Linked DNA regions of Homo sapiens: region 2 is linked to region 1. Evidence: chromatin loops called from intact Hi-C (ENCODE). Cell type or tissue: PC-9. All regions are shown on one strand. Each heading gives the region's core, and the rest is flanking DNA. Links, peaks and the distances in the headings are about the cores only.

Evidence for each region. Peaks named below come from ENCODE experiments on the same cell type or tissue, not always from the same donor. Only the 100,000 strongest peaks of a DNase experiment are listed, where the experiment ranks them.
Region 2: a loop joins it to region 1, with 5 times the contacts of the local background. A loop is called at or near these places in 19 of 110 quality-filtered maps.

Annotation. Positions count from the first base shown.
Region 1 is chr1:234,679,207-234,690,857 of GRCh38, reverse strand. It overlaps LOC105373209 (a long non-coding RNA gene), which reads right to left. Exons shown (of 3, transcript NR_188651.1): 2 at 9,933-10,047; 3 at 7,677-8,166. It overlaps LOC105373208 (a long non-coding RNA gene), which reads left to right and starts at 1,728. Exons shown (of 3, transcript XR_949287.4): 1 at 1,728-2,054; 2 at 8,259-8,376; 3 at 11,509-11,651. In PC-9, for the core only: no CTCF peak of the experiment used is centred there; a DNase peak (open chromatin) is centred at 6,457; H3K4me3 peaks cover 288 bases; H3K27ac peaks cover 1,291 bases.
Region 2 is chr1:234,625,931-234,637,581 of GRCh38, reverse strand. It overlaps LINC00184 (long intergenic non-protein coding RNA 184), which reads right to left and starts at 8,271. Exons shown (of 2, transcript NR_033927.1): 1 at 7,835-8,271; 2 at 2,802-4,634. In PC-9, for the core only: no CTCF peak of the experiment used is centred there; a DNase peak (open chromatin) is centred at 5,681; H3K27ac peaks cover 3,390 bases.

The DNA.
Region 1 (11,651 bases), core at 2,023-10,022:
AATCACTGCCCGGATTTATCAAGGTTTGCAAAATGATTTTCTAATTCTGTGGTTCCTTCTATACACATTAGCTGGGATTCTTCAAAATGTAACTTACAAAACAAACAAAATCACTATCAAGACTTGACATTCCTTCTTCCATATCAATTTTCAGAATAGTGATAAAAGTTACCAGTAATGATTTCTAGTGGAGACCAATATGTTTTTCTCATCATTATATACTTTTTTTTTTTTTTGAGACAGAGTCTTGCTCTGTCACCAGGCTAGAGTGCAGTGGTGTGATCTCTGCTCACTGCAACTTCCGCATCCTGGGTTCAAGCAATTCTCCTGCCTCAGCCTCCCAAGTAGCTGGGACTACAGGTGCACACCACCACGCCCAGCTGATTTTTGTAGTTTTAGTAGAGACAGGGTTTCACCATATTGGCCAGGATGGTCTCGATCTCTTGACCTCGTGACCTGCCCACCTCAGCCTCCCAAAGTGCTGGGATTACAGGCATGAGCCACTGCGCCCAGCCCATAAATTTTTATATATTTGATGAGGTTGAATTAATTGCCATCATTATTCTCTTTTCTCTCTCTCTTTAGGATCCTTAAACAGCTTATATTCAATAAACTGCATATGTTTAAATGGCACACTTTGTAAAGTTTGGTGATACTGTACAGTCACAAAAGCATAATCAATGTAGCAAACATATCTATTGTAATCTAAAATGTCCTTGTGCCTTTTTTAACCTCCTGCTCCTCCTCCATACTATATCCCCAGGCGACCTCTGATTTACTTTATGTTGGAATTTTTGAGAAATTCATACAAATGGCATTATTTAGTATGTACTCTTTGTGTCTGACTGCTTTTACTCAGCATAATTATTTTGAGATTCAACATGTTGTCTGTATCAATACCTTTAATTGTCAAGTGGTATGCTATTGTATGACTATGTCACAATTGTTTAGCCATCGATGAACATTTGGGTCGTTTCCAGTTTGGGGTTACTACAAATAAAGCTGCTAAGAACATTTTTATATAAATCTTTGTGCAGACATAGATTTTATTTCTATGGGATAAATACCTACTAGTGGAAAGGCTACATCAGATAGTAGGGTATATACTTAACTTTTCAAAAAAAACTGCAAATGTGCTTTCCATAGAAGTGCTATTGCACATTTCTCCTGAGCATGAGAATTTCAATTCTTCCCCATTCTCTCCAATATTTAGTATGGTCAGACCTTATAATTTTATCCATTTTAATAGGAGTATATTATGGTTTGAATGTGTCCCCTCCAAAATTCAGGTGTTGACATTTAATGGCCAATGTGATAGTATCAAGAGATAGGACCTTTAAGAGGTGGTTAGGTCCTGAGGACTCCTCACTCATGAATGGGATTAAGAGATTTCGTGCAGCTTTTGACTCCCTTGCCCTTTCACCTTTCACCATGTGAGGACACAGTGTTCCTCCCCTCCAGAGGACGCCACAACTGGGCGCCATCTGGGAAGCAGAGGGCAGTCCTCAATAGACAAAGGAACCTGCCAGCATCTTGATCTGGGACCTTGCAGCCTCCAGAAACTATGAGAAATACATTTTTGTTCTTTGATAAATTACCCAGTCTTCTGTATTTTGTTATGGCAGCACAAAAAGAACTGTGACACTGTGTACATGTACTTAATCGTGGTTTTACAGCAGTCTCCCTTTCTCTGCTGTTTCACTTTTTTGTTGTTTGTTTGTTTTGAGATGGAGTCTCGTTCTTGTCGCCCAGTCTGGAGTGCAATGGCGTGATCTCGGCTCACCGCAACCTGTCCTCCTGGGTTCAAGCAATTCTTCTGCCTCAGCCTCCGAAGTAGCTAGGCTTACAGACACGTGCCACCACACCCTGCCAATTTTTGTATTTTTAGTAGACAGGCTGTTAGGCAGGCTGGTCTTGAACTCCTAACCTCAGGTGATCCGCCCACCTTGGCCTCCCAAAGTGCTGGGATTACAGGCATGAGCCACCGCACCCAGCATGCTGATTCACTTTCTGCAGTTTCAGTTACCCACAGTCAACCATGGGCCAGAACATAGGTGAGTACAGTACAAAAAGATATTTTGAGAAAGAAAGAAAGACCACATTCACATAACTTTTATTATAGTATATTGTTATAATTATTTTTATTATAATAATATTTTATTATATAATATTTTATTATTAGTTGTTGGTAATCTCTTACTGTGCCTAATTTATAAATTAAACTTTATCATAGGTGTGTATGTATAGGGAAATCACAGTATACATAGGGTTTGGTACTATCTGCTGTTTCAGGCATCCATTGGAGGTCTCAGAGCATATTCCCCCCTAGATAAAGGAGGGCCATTGTAATTTGCATTTCCCTAATAACCAATGTTACTAGACATTTTTTCATGTGCTTATTTCCCATCTGTATGTCTTCTTTGGAAAAGTGTCCCAATCTTTTGTCTATTTTTACATTGTGTGGGTTTTTAAAAATTATTGAGTTTTGAGAGTTCTTTATCCAGTATATGCTTTGCAAATATTTTCTTCCAATCTGAGGCTTACCTTTTTACTTCCTTAACAGTCTCTTATGAAGAGCAGAGAATTTCTAATTTTGATGAAGTTCAGTTTATCAATTTGTTTTTCTTTTATAAATTGTGTTTTTGGTGCTGTATCTAAGAAATCTTTGCCTAAACCAAAGTTACAGAGATTTCTTTTCCTATATTTTCTTCTAGAATATTTGTAGTTTTAGGTTTTACATTTAGGTATATGATCCACTTTAATTTTTTATATAGCATAAAATAGGAATCAAAGCTCCTTTTATTTGCATATGTATATCCAATTGTTCCAACACCATTTGTTGAAAACACTATCCTTTCACTACCAAATTGCCTTGCAAAAAATATTTGCAATTTTTAAAATATATGAAAAATTAACTTAAAGTGGATCAACCTTAGTTGACAGTCAGTAGTCTAAGTATGTGTGTATCTATTTCAGGGCTGTTAATCTATCTTTATGTCACAAATACACTGTGTTGATTATTGTAGCTTTATAGTAAGTCTTGAAATTAGGTAGCATTAGTCTTACCATTTTGTTCTTCTCACTCAAAGTTGTTTTGGCTATTCTAGGTTCTTTGCATTTCCATATAGAGCCTAGAATCAACTTGTCAATTTCCACAAAAGAACCCCCTCAGGTTTTGGTTGGAAGGATATTGAATCTATAGATCAATCTGAGGAAAAACGACATCACAATATTGAATTTTCTGACCCATGAGCATAGTACATCTCTCCATTATTCAGGTCTTTAAAAAATTCTCTCACAATGTTTTATAGTTTTCAGTGTTTACAGCTTGCACATCTTTTGTCAGACAAGGACTTCATATTGTTGATGCAATTTAAATTGTTTGAAATTTAAATTTCTGTTTGTTGATAGTTTATGGAAGTACAATTGATTATTGTATATTGATCTTATATCATTACAGTAGCCTTTTTGTAGAATCCATCCTATTTTCCACATGGATAATCATGTCATGAAGAATAAAGACAGTTTTACTTCTTTCCTTAAAATCTGGATTCCTTTTATTTCTTTTTCTCCCCTGGTTGCACTGGCAAGGATTTCTAGCAAAATGTTTAATAGAAGTGGTAAGAGCCAACATTCCTGACTTGTTTCTGTTAAGTATGATGTTAGTTGTAGATTTTTCTTAGATGATTTGTGTCGGATTGGGAACATTTTCCTCTATTTATAGTTTGTTGAGATGTTGGAATAATCAGGAATAGATGTTTGATTTTACCGTATTTTTTCCTGTTTATATCAAGATGATAATATGGTTTTCATTTTTAATTAATATGACAAATGACATTAATTTTCCAACATGAAACCAACCCTCCTTTCCTGGAATAAACTCCATATGAAACTCATATATTATCTTTTTTACATATTGTTAGATTTGATTTGCTAAAATTTGGTTAGAAATTTTGCACCTTTGCTCCTGAGGGATATTAATATGTAGATTTTTTTTTCATCTTTTCCTGGTTTTGGTATCAGTAATGCTTGTCTCATAAGAAGTTGAAAAACAAGACGACTGGGCACATTGGCTCACACTTGTAATTCCAGCACTTTGGGAGGTCGACGCAGGCAGATCGCTTGAGGTCAGGAATTTGAGACCAGCCTGGCCAACATAGTGAAACCCTGTCTCTAATAAAAATACAAAAATTAGCCAGGTGTGGTGGCACATGCCTGTAATCCCAGCTACTGGGGAGTCTGAGGCAGGAGAATCATGTAAACCTGGGAGGCAGAGGTTGCAGTGAGCCGAGATCATGCCGCTGGACTCCAGCCTGGATGACAGAGTGACACTGTCTCAAAAAAAAAAAAAGAAAAGATAAGAAGTTGAAAAACATTTCTTCCTCTTCAATTTTCTAAGAGTTTTGTAAAATTGATATTTCTTCCTTAAATGTTTAATTGTGTATGTCTGCTGGTGATTAATTCTTTCAGCTTTCATATGTTTGAAAGTAGTTTTTATTTTTACCTTATTTTTGAAAGATATTTTACTAGGTATACAATACTAGGTTTACAGAGTTTTTCTTTCACTTAGTGCTCAGTGCTTTTTTTAGGTGTTGCACCATTGTCTTTTCACTTGCATTGTTTCCTATGAGAAGTCTGCTATCACCCTTACATGTGTTCCTCTGTAGATAAATGTACTGCTTTGAAAATTTTCTCTTATCACTGGCTTTGAGTATTTTTATTATGATGTATCTTGGTGTAGTTTTCTTCATAATTTTTGTGCTTGAGATTCATTGAACTTTCTGGATTGTAGTTTTACAGTTTTCATCAAATCGGGGGGAATATTTTGACCATTATTCATCAGATATTTTTCTATTTCCCCCCTTCTTTAGGATCCCCTATTATATTAAAAACTTGAAGTTGTGCCACAGCTCACTGATGCTTTTTTCATGTTTTAAACTTATTTTTTCTATATTTTTTATTTTGAATGTTTTTTATTGCTTATGTCCTCCAGTTCATTAATCTTTTTAAAAAATGTCAAATCTACTGTTAATCCCCTCATCCCATTCAGTGTGTTTTTCATCTCACACATTGTAGTTTTCATCTCTAGAAGTCTAATTTTAAAAATTTATGTTCCATGTCTTTCTTAACTTTTTGAACATATTGAATACAGTTATGGTAATTGCTTCAAGGTCCTTGTTTGCTTATTCTAGGATCTGTGTCAGTCCTGGATTGGTCATTAAGTGTCATTTCTTACTAAGAAGACCAGGCTTCCTTGGAAAAATGAATAATTACAGATTTGGGACAAGAAATGTCCAAGAAGATCCTGGGGCATCTTTCAGTGTCAGAAAAAAGGAAGTCATCAAAGACCTCTTGCTCCTGAGTTTTCATTTTTGCCAGGCCTTTTCTCTTAAGAGATAAAACTCTCTCTTAAGAGAGAGTTCATGCTAATATTTCCAATTCAAGTTTAACATTATAAGGCCTCTGTTTGAATTCTTTGATTTTATACTCATACCTCTTTTCCTGTGCTGTTTAAATAGATATGCATATAAGAATATGTGAAGTGAAATGGCATGATGTCTAGGATTCAATGTAAAAACTTCAGCAAAGATAAAAATACAAACAATAAAGATAAAATGTTGCAAGATTTTGGTAATGAATCTAGGTGACAGGTATTTGGAGGTGTCATATAGTATTCTATGTGAGTGCTTGAAATTTTTTAATTTAATTTTTTAAAAAGAGAGATAGAGATTGAGAGAGGCAGATCCTCTTGCCTAATAAGATTGGCAACTTCATACTTTCTCACTCCCCTTTCCCCACCCAGGCTGTTGCAACATTGGCTTGTGCTTACATTTTGGTGTTCAGATCCATCTTCATTTTTTTCCCTAGGGATATTTCTTACTTTCTTGGAATTCAAATAATGAATTTAAAAGAATATTACAGGTTTTTAACATTTCTAGATGTTTTGTAGTAGGAAAGATTTTAGGTAATCTAATCCACGCTATTTCGGGAAATGGAGGTTTTTAGCTGTACTTTTAAAATAGATTTAATTGTTTCTTAATATACAAGATGCAATCTATAAAGTGGCCATCTCATCTTACAAATACATATTATTGGTGCCCAAAAAGTATAAATGAATGAAAGTAATCCTTATCCTCACTCTTAGAAACAATATAATTCAAAGTGTGTTTCCTACCTTCCAGGTATTGTTATAATAATTTATGTATATAGAGGCTAACATAGTAATGTTTTCAATGGGTGGGAGCATTACAAAGCTTTTTGTTTGAATTTTGCCTACAGAGCAGTGGGTGTACAGCACTTAGCCAAGTAATGAAAAACATCATTTTAAACTGCACAGAGGCCAACAGGTTACAAAGCATTATCTCATTTAATCTTCACAGTGACCTTACAGCACAGCAGGTATTGTCATTCTACATTCACAGATGGAGAGACTGAAGCCCAGGAGGTGAAGCAATACAGCATGACTCACACTAAATGCCAGTGCCAGGACTTGAGCCTCAAGGTTACGCCACCCCACAGCATTTGTCCTCCAAAAGGCCAGGCTATCTTCTCACAATGGCTGTCAGTGTGTTCATTTTCAAAACCTAAACTAGCTAAGTCTTAACAGATGAAAACAAAAAAAAAAATTAACTGAGAAGAAAGGCACCCACAGCTTCAAAATCCAAAGAAGAAAGTAGACCCTTTTGTTTTAGATCAAGGGAAACCAAAAAACAAAAGCGGTGAGACAGAATAATCCCTGAAGGAAAACAGTGACCTTCTCCAGGTTTAGGAAGATGGTCAAACCCGCATGCCCCTCCATGCTTCTAGGAAAACGTACTACACATATTCTTCAGGCAGATGCGAACGCTCCGAAGGGGCGCCCCTCTGCAGCTGGCTGACCAGCCCTCCTCTGCTCTGTCGTTTTCATCCAAACATTTAGATCTGTGGCCGGGTAGATATTAGTGGCTGGGTCAAAAAGACAGTTCTGGTGTGAAATATTTATACTTAATTGGCCTCTGTGTCTGTCTGTGTAGTTTTGCCAAGCATTTTAATAGTTTTCCTTGAGTATTCTTTATTCTTTTTTGGAAAGAATGCTATTCAGGGTAAGAATGGGGGGGGGAGTAGGGGACACAGCACAAAAGGTTGTCTCCTCTGAAGGCTTTGGGCACTCTTCCCAAAACAGATGCAGAAGGCAACACTGGCCTCTGCCTTGAAAATAATGTGGGATATTTATCTTGAAGTTCACCATTGTTATTCTTTGCTTCTTAGCCTTTCTGATTTGAATTCCAGTTTAGTCTTGATTTTGTAGAATAATCAAAGTAATGAATTGGAGGAAAATTATAATTTCTAGTATACAATAGGATGAGATAGAGTGTAACTTTTCATTTGCAATTTAATTTTTATTGTATCTTATTTATTTACTTATTTATTTGTAGAGACGGTCTTGCTCTGTTGCCCAGGCTGGGGTGCAAGTGGCACAATCATAGCTCACTGCACCCTTGACCTCCTGGGCTCAATCAATCCCCCTGCCTCAACCTCCTGAGTAGCCAGGACTGGAGGCTCATACTACCATGCCCAGCAAAGACAGGGTCTTGCTCTGTTGCCCAAGGTGGTCTCAAACTCCTGGCCTCAAACAGTCCTCCTACCTTGGCCTCTCAGAGTGTTGGGATTACAGGCGTGAACCACTGCACTTGGTCTGCAATTTAACTTTTAAATAAGGCATTTATTTGAATAATTCTTATCCAGTATTTTAAAAATATATTTTTATCATTAAATGGTAGTATATACATTTGTCATTAAAAAGTACAAAGTATTAAAAAATATAAAGGGAACAAAAATCACCCACAATTCTACCATGCTGAAAAAAAGATTATTAAGTGTATCCTTTTCCAATGTTTTCTATACATTTTAATTTCTCTTAAAAATTTGAATTTTATTATATATATATATAATATTTCTTCACCTTGTTATTGTGAAAATTATATAGCAAGTGTTTCTCTGTTATTGCCATTCTTGTAAACATAGTTTTTAACAATCTTCATGTTATTCCAAACTATAGATGGTCACAATTTATTGGGAGAGTCCGTTATTTAATTTTTTTCCTTTTGGTGTATTAACAAAACCGTCATGTGCATTCTGTAGTTATATCTTTGTCTGAATCTTTGATTATGTCTCTACCACACTTTCCTAGAAGAGAAATTAAAAAAACAAAGGATCAGCACAATTTTAAGGTTCTCATTAAATATTTTAATTTTTTTTTCCAAAAACAAACTCCCAAGTTACACTGCCACAAGTTGTGGATGGGAGGGCTGGATTTCCTGAACCCTTCCCAGCATTGCTCGAGTTTCTTGGTTCCTCCGCTAGAGAAGAGGAGCCCCAGAGCTCTGTAGGCTCCAGGTAAGGTTGACCCTCCCCGTCGTCCACCCCTCTCCCACAGGGTTGATGCAGGGCAGTGCTCCGTGTGTTTCCCCATGTGTTTCTTCCACACATCCATGAGCAGGAGCAAGGAGGAATGGCAGAGATCTGAGTGCTTCTGGAAAGGCCCTCATAACTCCCCCTTCCCAGCACCCCAAACCTCTGGCCAACAATCCATCACTGCAATCTGCCTTATTGACCCACAGAACCACTCCCATCTCACCCTTCACCACAAACTCCCAGATTATCTCACCTCACCCAGACACATTCCCACACAACACATCCAACCTGGATGCACCGTCTACTCCTCCCCACTTTTGAAGACTTCTAGTCAGTCATCAGCTGAATCCCCTATATCCTCAACCTCCTACTTGGTCACTCCTCTCAACTTCTTGCTCTAATTAGAACTTGGCTCTCCCCTGATGACACCATGTTCCCTGCAGCGTTTTAACATCATAGCTCATTTTTCTCCACATATCTTGAATTACTTGATCTGGAGTGGTGGATGTATGCTTCCTCTTCCCCATCGATGCTTCCAAACCATTCTCCCTCCACCCTCTCTAAATACCCCTAACTTTGAAACTCCTGTTGCAGAACATGGGCTACCCCTCCTGGCTTCAATCATCTACTTCTCCCTGTGACACCTCTCTTCATTTATTAAGGATTTCAGTGTATGGCTCACGTTCCCTGTCTCTAACACAACTCATGTCATAATTCTTGGTGACATCAATACCCACATTGAGTCTTCACTTGTTCCCTCTCTGGACTCCCAGTTCCTTGCCCTCTTCTCCAATGCTGTTGCTCTCCACCCCACCACTGACTCCACCCCACACAGCTACCTACTCGCAGGGTTCCACCTTTGGTGTTATCATTCCCAGTAGTTGCATCTCCTCCATAATCTCAACGTCAAGCCTCCCGTTCTCCAGGCACTACCTCTTCTCTTTTTAACTCACTCCCCAATACTCCAACCATTCTTTGTCTCCAGTAGGATGATCCCCAACAATCCATTGGTTCTACCCTATGCCCCTGCCCCAAACCTTGGAGTCACTCTTGATTCTTCCCTGCTATGCTCTATAAATCTATTTGGCTCTCCTTTGTATATACAGATGAAGTGACCACTTCTTAGCACCTCCACAATTGACACCTCGTCTGTCACCACCTCTCTGCCTGGGTGACTACAGTGGTGGCCCCCTCCCTGCCCTCCAAGTGCCCACGCTTGCCCCTACAGTCTGTTCCCAACACAGCAGCCAGAGAGACCATCTTGCAATGTAAGTTAGATCATGTCTCACCTCTGCTCAAAACCCCTAAGTGGATTCTCATTCAGAGTAAAAGCCAAAATTGTTTCTGTTCATTTGTTTTTAATTAACGGACTTAATTTCTTAGAGCAAAAGACTAAAGTTTTTGCAGTGCGTACAAGGCCCTGTGGGATGATTCCTCCCCGTCCACCCACTCCTCCAACCTCACCTTCTACCTGTCTACACCTTGCTCACTCCCCTGCAGCTTCATCCCATCCTGGATATTACTTGAAGACATCAAACCTGATCCTGCTCGGGGTCTTTGCTTGTTCCTCTAACTGGAAGCTTCAGCCCTCCATCTTTCACTTCCTCAGGTCTCTGCTCAAATGCCATCTTATGAGAGACGCCTTCAAAAACCCTCCATAAAAAGTAGCAACCATCACCGCCAGCCCCGCATCCCTGTCTCCCAACCGCCAGCCCCGCATCCCTATCTCCCAACCGCCAGCCCCACATCCCTATCTCTCTTACTCTGCTTGCCTGTTTCCTCTTTCTTTTTTTTCTGTCTTTCCTTTCTTTCTTTCCTTCTTTCTGTCTTTCCTTTTTCTTCTTTCTTCCTTCCCTCCCTCTTTCACTTTCTTTTTCTCTCTTTTGTCTTTCTCTTTCCTTCCTTCTTTCTTCCTATCTTTCCTTCTTTTTTTCTCCTTCCTTCCCTCTCTTCTTCCTTCCTTTCCTTTTTCCTTTCTTCTCTTTCTCCTTCCGTCCTTCCTTCCTTCCTCTCTCTTTCTTTTTCTTTTCTCTCTCTCTCGCTCACTTCCTATTTCTTTCTTGCTTCTTTCCTTAATAGACTGTTTTTAGAACAGTTTTAGGTTTATGGTAAAACTGAGGGGAAAGTATAGAATTCCCATATGCCCCCCCCACACACACAGCCTCCCCCACTGTCAACATCCCACACTCCAGAGTGGTATATTTGTTACAGTCCATGAACTTACACTCCCCCTTCCAACCCCATAGTAATTATCATCACTTGACACACTAAATATGTGCCCAATAATTTGTTTATTGTCTATTATGTTCCTCTCCAGAATGTAAGCTCCCTGAGGGGTGGGGGCATAGCGGATTTCTTTTTCTATGGAATCCCCAGGCATGCCTGATGTAATAGCCACTCAAAAATATATTTGTTGAGTAAGTGAAGGAAAAATGTGATAGGCGAACCAAAAACTTTGGTATTTTGCTGTTTTAATTTGCATTTCTTTGGTTATTAATCATCTCAAACATCTTTTCATGTGTTTGTTGGCCATTTGTATTTTTTTGCAAATTGTCCATTTGCTTTTACCCATTTTCCCTAGGAATGTTAGTGTTTTCCTTATTAACCGTTAAGTGCTTAACCTGTTAAAAATATTAATTTTCAGTGTCATATTTATTATAAATATTTTGCCAGTTTGTTTTTCTACCTTAATTTTGTTTATGTTCTTTATGTATTTTACTTACAGAAGTTTTAAATGTTTGGCGGCTAAGTATGCCAGTATTTTAATATATGTTTTATTTCCCATTATGTTTATATTTAGAATGCCCTTTCTCAACCCAATGCCAGTTAACTTTTCACTGGCATTTTCTTCTAATTCATCCACTCAATAAATATTAAGCACTGTTGGAACCAGGTTTTATTCCACGGGCTGGGAATAAAACAGTGAGCAAACTGTTTTAAAAACGAGCTTGCTCTCACCGAGCACATACTCTCATATTTTATTACTTAATATTTATGTTTAACACTTACCTTTCGCTAGATGTTTTATAATTATAAAGTATGGCATAAGAACCTAAGTTCATGCTTTTTCCTTTTTTTAAAGTAACCTTTTATTGAAATGTAACATTTATACAGAAAAGTGCCCAAATCATAAGCAGACATCTCATTGGATTTACTGAGCACACCCAGGTATCCACCACCCAAGGGAAGCAACGAAGGTGACCCCACCCAGCATTTACCCTGTGTCCCTATCTTGGACATTGATTCTGCTCCAGAGG
Region 2 (11,651 bases), core at 1,800-9,799, 53 kb after region 1:
CCCAAATTTTCCTATAGTCTAAGGAATGCTTCAGTGAACATGCTTATCCATAAATCATTCTACACATTTCTGATGATTTTGTTAAGATAAATATCCACAAGCAGAATTACTAGGACAAGGGAATATAAACACTTTTATGGCTCTTGTTATACATTTCTCAAAATATTTTTTAAATTATTCTTTTCTGCATCTCTTTTATTTTATTTTAGATTCGGGGGTACATATGCATGTTTTCAGGGGGTACACGTACATAGGCATGGGTATATTGCATAACAGTGGGATTGGGCTTCTAGTGTACTTGTTACCCAGATAGTGAACATAGGCCAGGTGCGGTGGCTCTCATGTGTAATCCCAGCACTTTGGGAGGCCGAGGTGGGCGGATCACTTGAGGTCAGGAGTTTGAGATCAGCCTGCCCAACATGGCGAAACCCTGTCTCTACTAAAAATACAAAAATTAGCCAGGCGTGGTGGCGCATGCCTGTAGTCCCAGCTACTGAGGAGGCTGAGGCAGGAGAATCACTTGAACCTGGTGGGCAGAGGTTGCAGTGAGCCGGGATCGCGCCATTGCACTCCAGGCTGGGCGACAAAGCGAGACTCCGTCTCAAAAAAGAAAAAAAAAAAAAAGATAGTGAACATAGTGCCTAACAGGTAATTTTTGAACCCTTGCCCCTCTCCCATTCTCCCCTACTTTGGAATCCACAGTGTCTATGATTTCCATCTTCATGCCCAAGTGTACCCATTGTTTAGCTCCCACTTATAAGTGAGAACACATGATATTTGAGATCAAAAGGAAGTTGTGGAGAGAAATGACAGGTTTGGTTCTGTGTTTTTAGCCCTATTGCCTCCTTTCGTCCAGCCCATGCCAGTATACCCATTTGTCATCTTTAGGCTTGTTCGTCCTGTTGATCGTGCCCTGCATCTCAAGAGAACTCACCCTAGAGAGGTCTCTGTTATCCATGGTCTGTGTTGCTTCGTTCACACGTGGGGCCTGTGATCCGGGGGTCCCATGCATCCTGATGCACCCTTTGTGGAAACAGGAATTGCTCTGCAGAGAGTTGGTTTCAAGGCTAGAACAAACCCTACAATCATTGGCCTATTGTCTAAAAAAGTAAGTAAAAATACACAAGAAAGATTGATTCCATTGAATTAAAAATCCTAAATTACTTTCTGACCCTTTGGAGGTATTTCTGCACAGCTCTTCCCAGCATTCTAGCAGATTTCAGAAACTCAAGGGACATTTTTAGCCACAGAAAAAGTTGTTGAATCCAAAAAACTCAATGAGGATCATTTTCAAATATAATGTTCTGTTATATGCAACGATAACCTGAAGTTAGGATTATTTCAATTGTTTCTTTTATGTAGTAAAATACTAAGTTTGCTGTTTACTTTAAAAGGTAGGTGGGATTTCTAATTGCATTTAATCTGACGATTAAAATAATCAGATTTTGCCCTTTTTTTCTGAAAATTTACTTTGCAATGAGCACAGACTACATTCATGTTAATCATAAATGCTCTCCTCCCCTTTCCAGGTAAGCTGAATTTTAATTATTATAATAGGTGGATTTTCTTAAGCGTTTCTCCTTATCCTTCCTTATGGCCTACTTTCCCATCTTACTTTACTTTTTCCCCCTTCATCTTCTATGTTATACAAAACATATTCTGAAAAATTTATGCAAAATAAATTAATATTATATGTAAACAGCGTCATCAAATATATTCCCACATTTCAGGAATTTGGATGGAAGTTCCTGCTGATAGATTCATAGAGTCAAAGGAAAAAAAAAAGATTTAGTTGGGAGCTTGGGATATTAAACATAATTCCCTCATTTGAGTAAGGAAACCGGAGCCCAGAGAGGTGAGCCTTTGGGTTTGTCATTTGATCAAGTGTACAGAGCAGGAGCAATAATAAACATAATAACTGACTTCTTTACAGCCCTTTACACTTTATAAAACACATTCACATTCAACATTTACAGGTATCGCAATTCTGGCCTTTCAGTAAATGAAACGCCCCTGTGCTCTATTTACCTCCAGGAGACCAATGTGGCTGATTTTATATTTGGTATTATTTCATTTATTGGCTGCTGCTGATGGCAGCACCCTTCACCTGGAGACTCGGAGGCATTTCAGATGGATTCATGTATGAAACAGCAGGCTAACTAACACTGTGAGTGGGCCGATGTTAAGCGGAGAGTAACATATCCTGCCCTGCCAGTGAAAAAACCACAGCCACGTCTGAGGGGCAGAATCCCAGTGTCAGTGGGATTTGAAGATTTGTAAAAAGCTGTTACTGGCCACGTCTGCCATTTGGGAATCCAAGGACCAGATTAAATCTCAAAGAAACCCAAAGTTGTGCTCTTCAATGGCCAAGGGTGGGTTTCTCCAATGAAAGCATCAAATCAGATGTCTTTGTCAGTTACGTCTTCATGGAAGGTGGTGGTAAGGACTTACATGACATCATAAAATAAGGTTAATCATGGCTGGGTGCGGTGGCTCACACCTGTAAGCCCAGCAATTTGGGAAGCCGAGGTGGGTGGATCACGAGGTCAGGAGTTCGAGACCAGCCTGACCAACATGGTGAAACTCCGTCTCCACTAAAAATACAAAAATTAGCTGGACGTGGTGGTGCATGCCTATAATCCTAGCTACTCAGGGGGCCGAGGCAGGAGAATCGCTTGAACCTGGGAGGCAGAGGTTGCAATGAGCTGAGATCGTGCCACTACACTCCAGCCTGGGTGACAAAGCAAGACTCCATTTCAAAAATAAAATAAAATAACATAACGTTATTGACTTATCTGAGATCGTTTTCCTATGAATTTATTGACATTTTCAACATTTAATTGAGCATTTCTGATTTTCAGGCACGGAGGGATGTGGAGGAGAACAAGGCATGACGCTGTCCTGAAAGTGCTCCTAGTCTGGTAGGCACGTCTGTCCTGCCACGTCTCCAGAATCTATCTTGAGTTGTTGCAGTGCTGCACTTCCTTTGTAGATGACGGCACAGTTCATTATGACTCTTCGGAATATCTCAGCCTTTTCATCCATGTAGTGAGTTTTGCATCAGACATTTACTCTTTAGCAGGGTGGATTAGTTTCTTAGAACTGTCATAACAAATTACCACAAACTGAGTGGCTTAAAGCAACACAAATTTATTCTCATAATTCTGGAGTCTAGAAGTCCAAAAGCAAGGTGCCGCCAGGGTCAGGCTCTTTCTGATGGCTCTAGGGGAGGGTCAGTCCCATGCCTTTCTCTTAGCTTCTGGTGTGGCTCACGGCCCTTGACATTTCTTGGCTTGTAGATGCATCACTCCAATCTCTGTCTCAATTGTCACACCATGTTCTCCTTATGTCTCTTCCTTGCTTCTCATAAGGACACCAGTCATGTTGGTGGAGGCCCACCCTAATTCAGTATCATCTCATCTTTGCTTGATTACATTTATAAGACCATATTTTCAAATAAGGTCACATTCACAGGTACCGTGGGTTGGGTCATCAACAGAGCTTTCTAGAGGGTACAATTTCACGCATAACAGGGGATTCGATTCATCCAAACCCTTTCTCAGCAGAGACAGTAAAAGTACTTTCCCCTTCAGCTGCCAGATTGCAGTTTCATATGGCTGTGCTCACAATAAAGCAGAAAGGCCAGGGTTCCTTGAGCTCCAGAGTGGGCCACAGATGGTTAAAACAATGTGGAACATGTTTTCAGGGGAGAGAGGACAGAGCAGCCTAAAGTGGTCCTTCCAATAAGTGACATTGCATGTGTCCCTCTCGCTTTCATCTTTATGTGTGTATCACACATTATCCTTCATCCTAATGTCTTTTTCTCCTGGTTCCAGTGAAGCGGCAAAGAGAGTAAAAGTGCTGAGCTCCTGCTGTAAGTCAGGTGCCATTCATGCCCCCCAATCCATTTGGACCGCTCACTGTCCATTCTCTGTGACAGGGGTTACAGCCACTGTCCTGATAGATCCTGTTTTGCTACTCTTAATTGAGTTTGAATGGCCTACCTGGTAGAGCTTTCATTTAGGCAGCAGAGTGCACATCTTGTTTCCATTTCAATCATTTGCATTGGAAGTGCTTTTTCCCCCTAATGAATACATAGTCATAAAGAATCCAGTTCAGCCTGTCGTGCTGTTGCCACTGGCATCAGCTGGAAGGCTGGCAAGTAATGATCCCACCTGGAAGAGCACAAAGCAGTCAGCCCCTGTGCTCTGTACCGTGTAACTCACCCATACCGTGGCCCTTGTTCATTCCAGCATGGCTCCTACTTCACATGTGGGGCTGTTTCTGTTTCTATTCATTCTGTGTGATGCCTTGCTTGACCCAACATCATGAATGGAAAATTGTGATGGGCCTAATCCCTTCACTCTGCATTCTCCAGGGAAGGTGTTGGTCTCAACAGGAGCTAAAGTTTTCCTGGGAAAGGAGAGCCATGAGAGAGAAGTTTTCCTTTCCCCATAGGTGGTCCCCAGCAGAGAGGCAGGAAGGTTTATGCACAAAACTGTAGGAAGAATGATTGCCTCCTCTGGCCATCAGATTGTGACTTAGCTTCTTGTGGCAAGTGGCACTTCATTGGGTGTTCTAAAGACACATTCATCATAGTCCCTGCTCATTGGTAACATAATATCTAATATGAACTGCAAGGACAAGACAAACATATAAAGAACATTTAGGCAACTAAAGAAGTATATTAAAAAATCTTTAGATTGTGTATAGGCAAAAGGAAACTGCATTTTCTGATGAAAGAATTCAAGTTGTAAGAGCTCCTTTGGGGAGGAATGGCCATCTTTCTTCCAATTACAGAAAATTTTGTAGCAAACTAATTTAAAAAAATCTTTATATCCTAATTCATTTAGTAACCAATTAAGTGTATAGTCAAGATTCTTAGTTTCAAGTGATGAAACTCAAATAAGGGCAATATATTTGTTTATGTACCTGAAAATGCTCAGGCTAAACACAGTGGCTCATGCATGTAATTCAGTTACTTTGGGAGACCAAGGTGGGAAGATCACTTGAGGCCAGGAGTTCAAGACCAGCCTGGGCAACATAACATGACCTCATCTCTACAAAAAAAAAAAAAAAAAAAAAAATCACTGGGCACAGTGGCACATGCCTGTAGTCCCAGCTACTTGGGAGGCTGAGGAAGGAGAATCATTTGAGACTAGGAGTTGAGGCTGCAGTGAGCCATGATTGCACCAATGCACTCCAGCTTAGGCAACAGAACAAGACCCTGTCTCTAAAAAAAAGAAAAAAAAAAGTTCAAGGGTGGTTCCAGATCCTTGAAAAATGTCTTCAGGAATATTCTCCAGGCTTTAGCTTTGCCTTCTTCTCTCTTGATTTCATTCTCAAGCAGGCAATCACTATTTTTTTGACAAGATGTCCACCAGAAGCTCCAGGCTAATTTTCTATTGGTTTAACCACCCCAGAAGAGAATTTATCCTTTCCAATACTTCTAGCATAACCCCTGTGGCTGACAATGTTGGTTCTGATAAGCTCAGCATGTAACATATACTCATTCTTGAATCACCAGCATGGTTAAAATTCTCATTGGCCAGACTTGGACCACATGCCCCACCCCTGGGGTTAGGGGTAAGAGTCAACCCCACCAGAAAACAAAGACTGAGAGTCAGGGAGGGGTGGTTCTTTAAAAGAAAACTAGGGTCTTGGTATCACAGGAGGAAGTGGATGTTGATCAAGCCAAAGTCCCAGATGCCCATGACACTATACAAAAAGAATGTACATTGTTCTGAGATGCTGATTAAGAAATACAAATCAACCTCCGCTTTTGAAAGTAGTTTTAAAAGAGGTCAACTTTCAGTGTCTTTCATGGAATTTCTGATTACTTTGAGCTAGTAATCAAGTCAACAATAAATTCTTTGTTTCTCTTGCAAACCCACATTGTCTAGGAACATTTCCTATTAATATCTATTTTAGAGTATCACATGAGTCTTGAGTCCTTCTTTCAGGAATAAAGGTAACAAACTGACAGAGATAAAAAACAAACAAAAAAAAGTGGTGGGGTAATTTTAAAATTTTTATGTCATAATTTTCTTCAGCAGGAAATTCTATTTGGCTGAGTGATTTTTGAACAGAGAGCAAATAATCATTTAGATATTTTTTTCTCTCTCTTTTTTTGAGACAGAGTCTTGTTCTATTGTCTAGGCTGGAGTGCAGTGGCGTGATCTCGGCTCACTGCAAGTTCCACCTCCCGGGTTCACGCCATTGTGCTGCCTTAACCTCCTGAGTAGCTGGAACTACAGGTGCCTGACACCATGCCTGGCTAATTTTTTGTATTTTTAGTAGAGATGGGTTTTCACCGTGTTAGCCAGGATGGTCTCGATCTCATGACCTTGTGATCTGCCCACCTTGGCCTCCCAAAGTGCTGGGATTACAGGCGTGAGCCACCGCGACTGGCCTAGATTTTTTTAAAAAGATAAAAAGCAATCACTATGTTTAGTACATGTAATGAAAAAAATATGAAAGAAACTCTCTCATGGGCTAGATACTGCCATTTTCTGGGACGGCACTATAATGTCTATCTCCAGTTCTAATTTTCTTTTTCACCTCAAAATTTTAGTATTCACTGTGACTTATATTTGATTTGTTGGATTCTTAATAATGGCTAAATTTAATTCCACTTTTTCTCTCTTTATAATCAGGGCCAGATTTTTAAAAAGAAATCCACACACTATAAATCCAAAAACCAAGTTATATTAAAAGTCAGATTTTCGACTGCATGGAGGGTCAGCGCCCCCAACTCCTGCAGTAGTCACAGGTCAACTATATATGTGTACACATGCACATACATCTAGTGTTTATGTATATTCAAATGTACATACATGTTTGCTGTATTTTTCATAATGTAATGAGTGCTTCCTATGCAGCAGGCACTGCGTTGTACTGGAGACCATCTTTGCCTCACAGAGCTTACATTTTAGTTGGGGAGATAGTGACAAACAAATGAATAAATACATCAACCAGATGATTAAAGACTGTGATCAGAGCCATGTAGGAAGTAAACACGGTGGTGAGACAGACGAAAGCTGGGAGAGCCCATTGTAGGTGGGAGGTCAGAGAACCTCCCTGAAAAGGTAACATCTTCAGTAGGGCCTCATGGAGGTGAATGATCAGTCACTACAGCAGAACAGAAGGCAGGCCAGTGTAATTGTGGTGGGGTCATTGGGGTAGGCAGGAGACAAATCAAGCAGGGCTTCATAAACCATGGTAGAAATATAAATTCAATTCTAAGGTAAACTGGAAGTCAGGAAGGGATTCATAGCCAAGAAGTGGCATAACTTGATTCAAATCTTAAAATGGTCACTTTTGCTCCTATAGAAAGAACGTGTGTCTCTATGAGAAATAAAATAGAGGCTTAAACAAGAGATTCCTCCAATATAAAAGCACTGTGGATGGGGTTAAGAGTCCCAGATGGGCCCAACAGCTCCACATCCATCAGAAACCTAGTCTTCTCTATCACCCTACCCCATTGTCTTAGAAAATGGTTTCCATTCACAGAAGTGCAAGATGGCCAGAGCAATTCCTGACATTTTGTCTGAGTGCTGAACTATAAAAGAAAGGGAACAAAAGACAACAGAAGTTTTCCCATCCCGTCCAAATCAGCTTCCTTGAAGCATCCTGTTTCAAAGTCACACAAAACACTTCTGCTTACATCTCATTGGCCAGAATTTAGTTACATGGTTACACTTAGCAGGGGAGGTGAGGAAACATGGTCTCTCACTTATGATGTCTACATCAGTAAGATACTTACAGCTATCAGAACAAGCAATCAAAATACGCTTAATGGCTCAAACATGATACAGGATTACTTCTCACTCACATGAAGTCCAAAATGATGTTCTGGATTGGCAGGTGGTTTTCCTCCAAGCAAGGATCTAAGGACCCAGGTTTCTTCTATCTTGTGCCTCTTTCACCTTCAACACTTGTCTTCCAAGATCTTGTTACTTAACTGCATTAAGCTGTGGAAAGATAAAGAGTATAGAGAACCATTGTGAGTTTCTGTAGGCCAGGACTACAGAAGTGTGAGTAGAAGGGACACATCACTTCCACTCACTAACGGCCAGAACTCAAACACACAGCTGCATATAACTGCAAGGGAGGCTGAGAAATGGCATCTGGTTGTGCCCAAGAAGAAGACCTGGGCTCATGACATGACCAGCCAGCAGCCTCTACCACTGGGGAAATGAGTCCAGCCAAAAACTAGGGTTCTGTTACAAAGAAAGAACCTTGGGAGATAGGTGGCAGTTTGTGTCACACGAGGCGACAGTGGAAACAGAAGACCAGTTCCACTAAAGAGCTAGCAAGCAAATAAATACTTGCCATCTGCCAGCAATGAGAGGGCACACTCAGAACCAGAAGATGACATAGTTCTACTGCAGATTCTGTTTCGCAATGACGCTCCTGCAAAAATATCTCAAGGATTTGCCTTCAGCCTACAAAACATTCTCAAAATGAAATTGCTATGATTAGTCAATTTAATTTTTATTTATTATTTGATTTTATTAATATTATAGAAAGCTTTTTAACAGTCTAGATGTGCTCCATAATCAGATATTGAGGCTTTACAGGTTTGGCCATACAGAGAGAAATATAGTATTAGTGACATAACATTGCTGCAAACCCAACTGAAGAAATTCCTGGTTGTGAGCTTTTACATATAATGTGTTCATTTTGAAATAATACTTTTATGTTCCAAATTTCTGTTTCCATTGATCATTTATTAATTTGTTTTTTTTATCTTGAGTTTTATTTAATCTACAAAATATACTACTGCAAGAGAGAAGGGTACTGGCTGGGGGAGTACCCAATGCTCACAACCATTCTCACTCAAATAATTAATATCTGGTGAACATTTACTATGATGTTCTAGGACAGCTTAGTGGGTCCAGCATAAGTGTAGATCCTGGAAAGGATAGACCAGCAGGCCTTAAAAATATAAAGGAGAGAATAAACAAACATAATGACACTAGGAGGAGAATGAGTAGATTTCAACATATGTGAATCAATCAGAAAGTAGAGTTAATTTAGTTAAGTGGTCAAGAGCACAATATTTGAATTATGTCGGACCTATATTCAAATTCTCAGTCAGCCACTTTCAAACTATGTAAAACTGGAGAAGTCACTTAACCCCTCTGAGCCTCACTTTCCTCATCTGTAAAAAACGGAGGATAATAACAACCTCATAAAGTGCCCAGTATAGTCAACGCCTGGATCATACTATAGTAAACACATGAAAAATCATGGCGATGATTAATAACCAAGGGGTTAGCATGACTAGTCCAGCCAGGGCTCGATGCCAGCTGCAGCTGAGTGGTAAGAAGATAGATCTTCTGTAAAGATCTTTGCAGAAACTCAAACAAGTCAGACTGGAGAGCATGCGTGACACAGTCAGGAAATCTCATGTCACATGTTTAAGTCCTAAATGTTTGACAATGTCTCTAAGCTTCCCAGGAGTTCAGAGGAAAAAGACTTGTGATAGAAGGGAGACCTGGGCTTCATGGATTGGAAGTTGACCTGAGCTTTGAAAGCTGTATAGGGTTGGAATAGGTAATAGAGGACCATTTAAGGTGTCTGTGCCTGGGACAGAGTAGTTACCCCAAAAATGGAGTAAATGAATGAAAGAAAGAGCAGACACAAAAGACTAAGACAGCAAGTCTAGTTCGTGAGTGAAGGGACTCCTTAATCATCACCTCTGGTGGGTGTTAATGTGTTGGGAGATGCATTGTCCACAGTGGGAGGAACCACGTGAGCAGAGCTTTCTAAACTGGGTGAGGAGTTTGGGTTGAAGTGCGGAGGAATTATGGAGCAGAGGAGGAAAATGATGAAAGCAGTACAAAGATCAATTCGGGGAGGGTCAGGAATGTATCGCACAAGGAAGCTGGAATGCAGAGAAGTCAGTCAGGAGTCTGCATGTGGAACTCGATGAGAAGTAAGGATGCTTGGCTGAGGGACTGGCAGTGAGACTTCAATAGGGATGGCAGTGGGCATGGGACCAGAGGCTCAATCAGGTCCTCAGATAAGGGGATGAAGAAGGAGACAAGCTTGTGGTTGGTTCATTAATGACTACAGAGTTAGCAGGAACTCTAATAGACAGGAAAATTGAAGAGAGAAAACCGAAGAGCAGGGGAAGATGGTGAGCTCAGTGATGTGTTTGTCGGCTGAGCCAGCGATGAGATACACAGGTGGAAATACCCAACAGGTACTTAGAAGTACAAAATTAGAACTCCAACACAAGAATAGAGAAGAGAGGGACTTGGAAGTCATTACGATAGAGACAGTAAACAAAGGCCATGAAATGTATTAGGTCTCTGAGGTGTTAGTATAAATAGAAAAAACTAGAAAATCAAAGACTAAGTCTTGCGCAATATATAAATTTAAAATATGAAAATTTCCAGGAGTACTCAGTATGAATACATGAACTTCAACTGGATTGGTGTCCTTACTAGGGCCTCATTGTGACTCTTGTGGTGCCTGGAAATGCTGAGGGTATTTTTGTCTTTGTGGGCTCCTTTCTTCATTAAAAATAAAATTAAAAAGTATATGAATTTGTTCTTATGTACTTGTGATTATTATATTTTTTCGTTCTGATTTTATTTATTTGTTTTTTGAGATAGGGTCTCACTCTGTCACCCAGGCTGGAGGGCAGTGGAGCTATCTTGACTAACTGTGACCTCCGCTTCCCAGGCTCAAGTGATCCTCCCACCTCAGCCTCCCAAGTAGTTGGGACTACAGGCATGCACCACTACGCAATTTTTTTTTTTTTTTTTTTTTTTTGTAGAGACGCAGTTTTGCCACGTTGCACAAACTGGTCTTGAACTCCTGGACTCAAGCAATCCTCCCACCTTGGCCTCCCAAAGTGCTGGGATTACAGGTGTGTGCCACTGCACCCGGCCCTGATTTTAAAATAAATTAAAATCAAACATTTTCATGAGGCCCTAAAAGTATCTTGGTCCCTACTACATGTAACAAAGAAGACAGTCCTGATCATTACAAGATCGCGTGATAGTGGGAACAATCCAATGTGTAATGTCTTAAAAATTATGTATAGTTGACTTCAGAAAGAGAGTGTGTGTATGTGTGTGCATGTAAGGGGAAGTCTGCTTCTCTTTTTATGCTATAAGCTAATATTTTAATTGTCCTTGATTCTCATAGGTCAAACCTTTATTCGGCTTCAGGGCAAGATCAAACCAACAGTTATCATACTTCACTGTCTTTAAGAAATCAATTTTGGGTGGGGCGTGCTGGCTCATGCCTATAATCCCAGCACTTTGGGAGGCTGAGGCGGGTGGATCACAACGTCAGGAGTTCAAGACCAGCCTGACCAACATGGTGAAACCTCGTCTCTACTAAAAATACAAAAATTAGCCAGGCGTGGTGACACATGCCTGTAATCCCAGCTACTCAGGAGGCTGAGGCAGGAGAATTGCTTGAACTCGGGAGGCGGAGGTTGCAGTGAGCCAAGATTGTACCATTGCACTCCAGCCTGGGTGAAAGAGCGAGACTCCATCTCAAAAAAGAAAAAAAAGAAAAGAAATCAACTTTATTTTTTATTTTTTAAGAGACAGCATGTTGCTCTGTTGCCCAGGCTAGAGTGCAGAGGTGCCATCATAGTTCACCGCAGCCTTGAACTCTTGGGC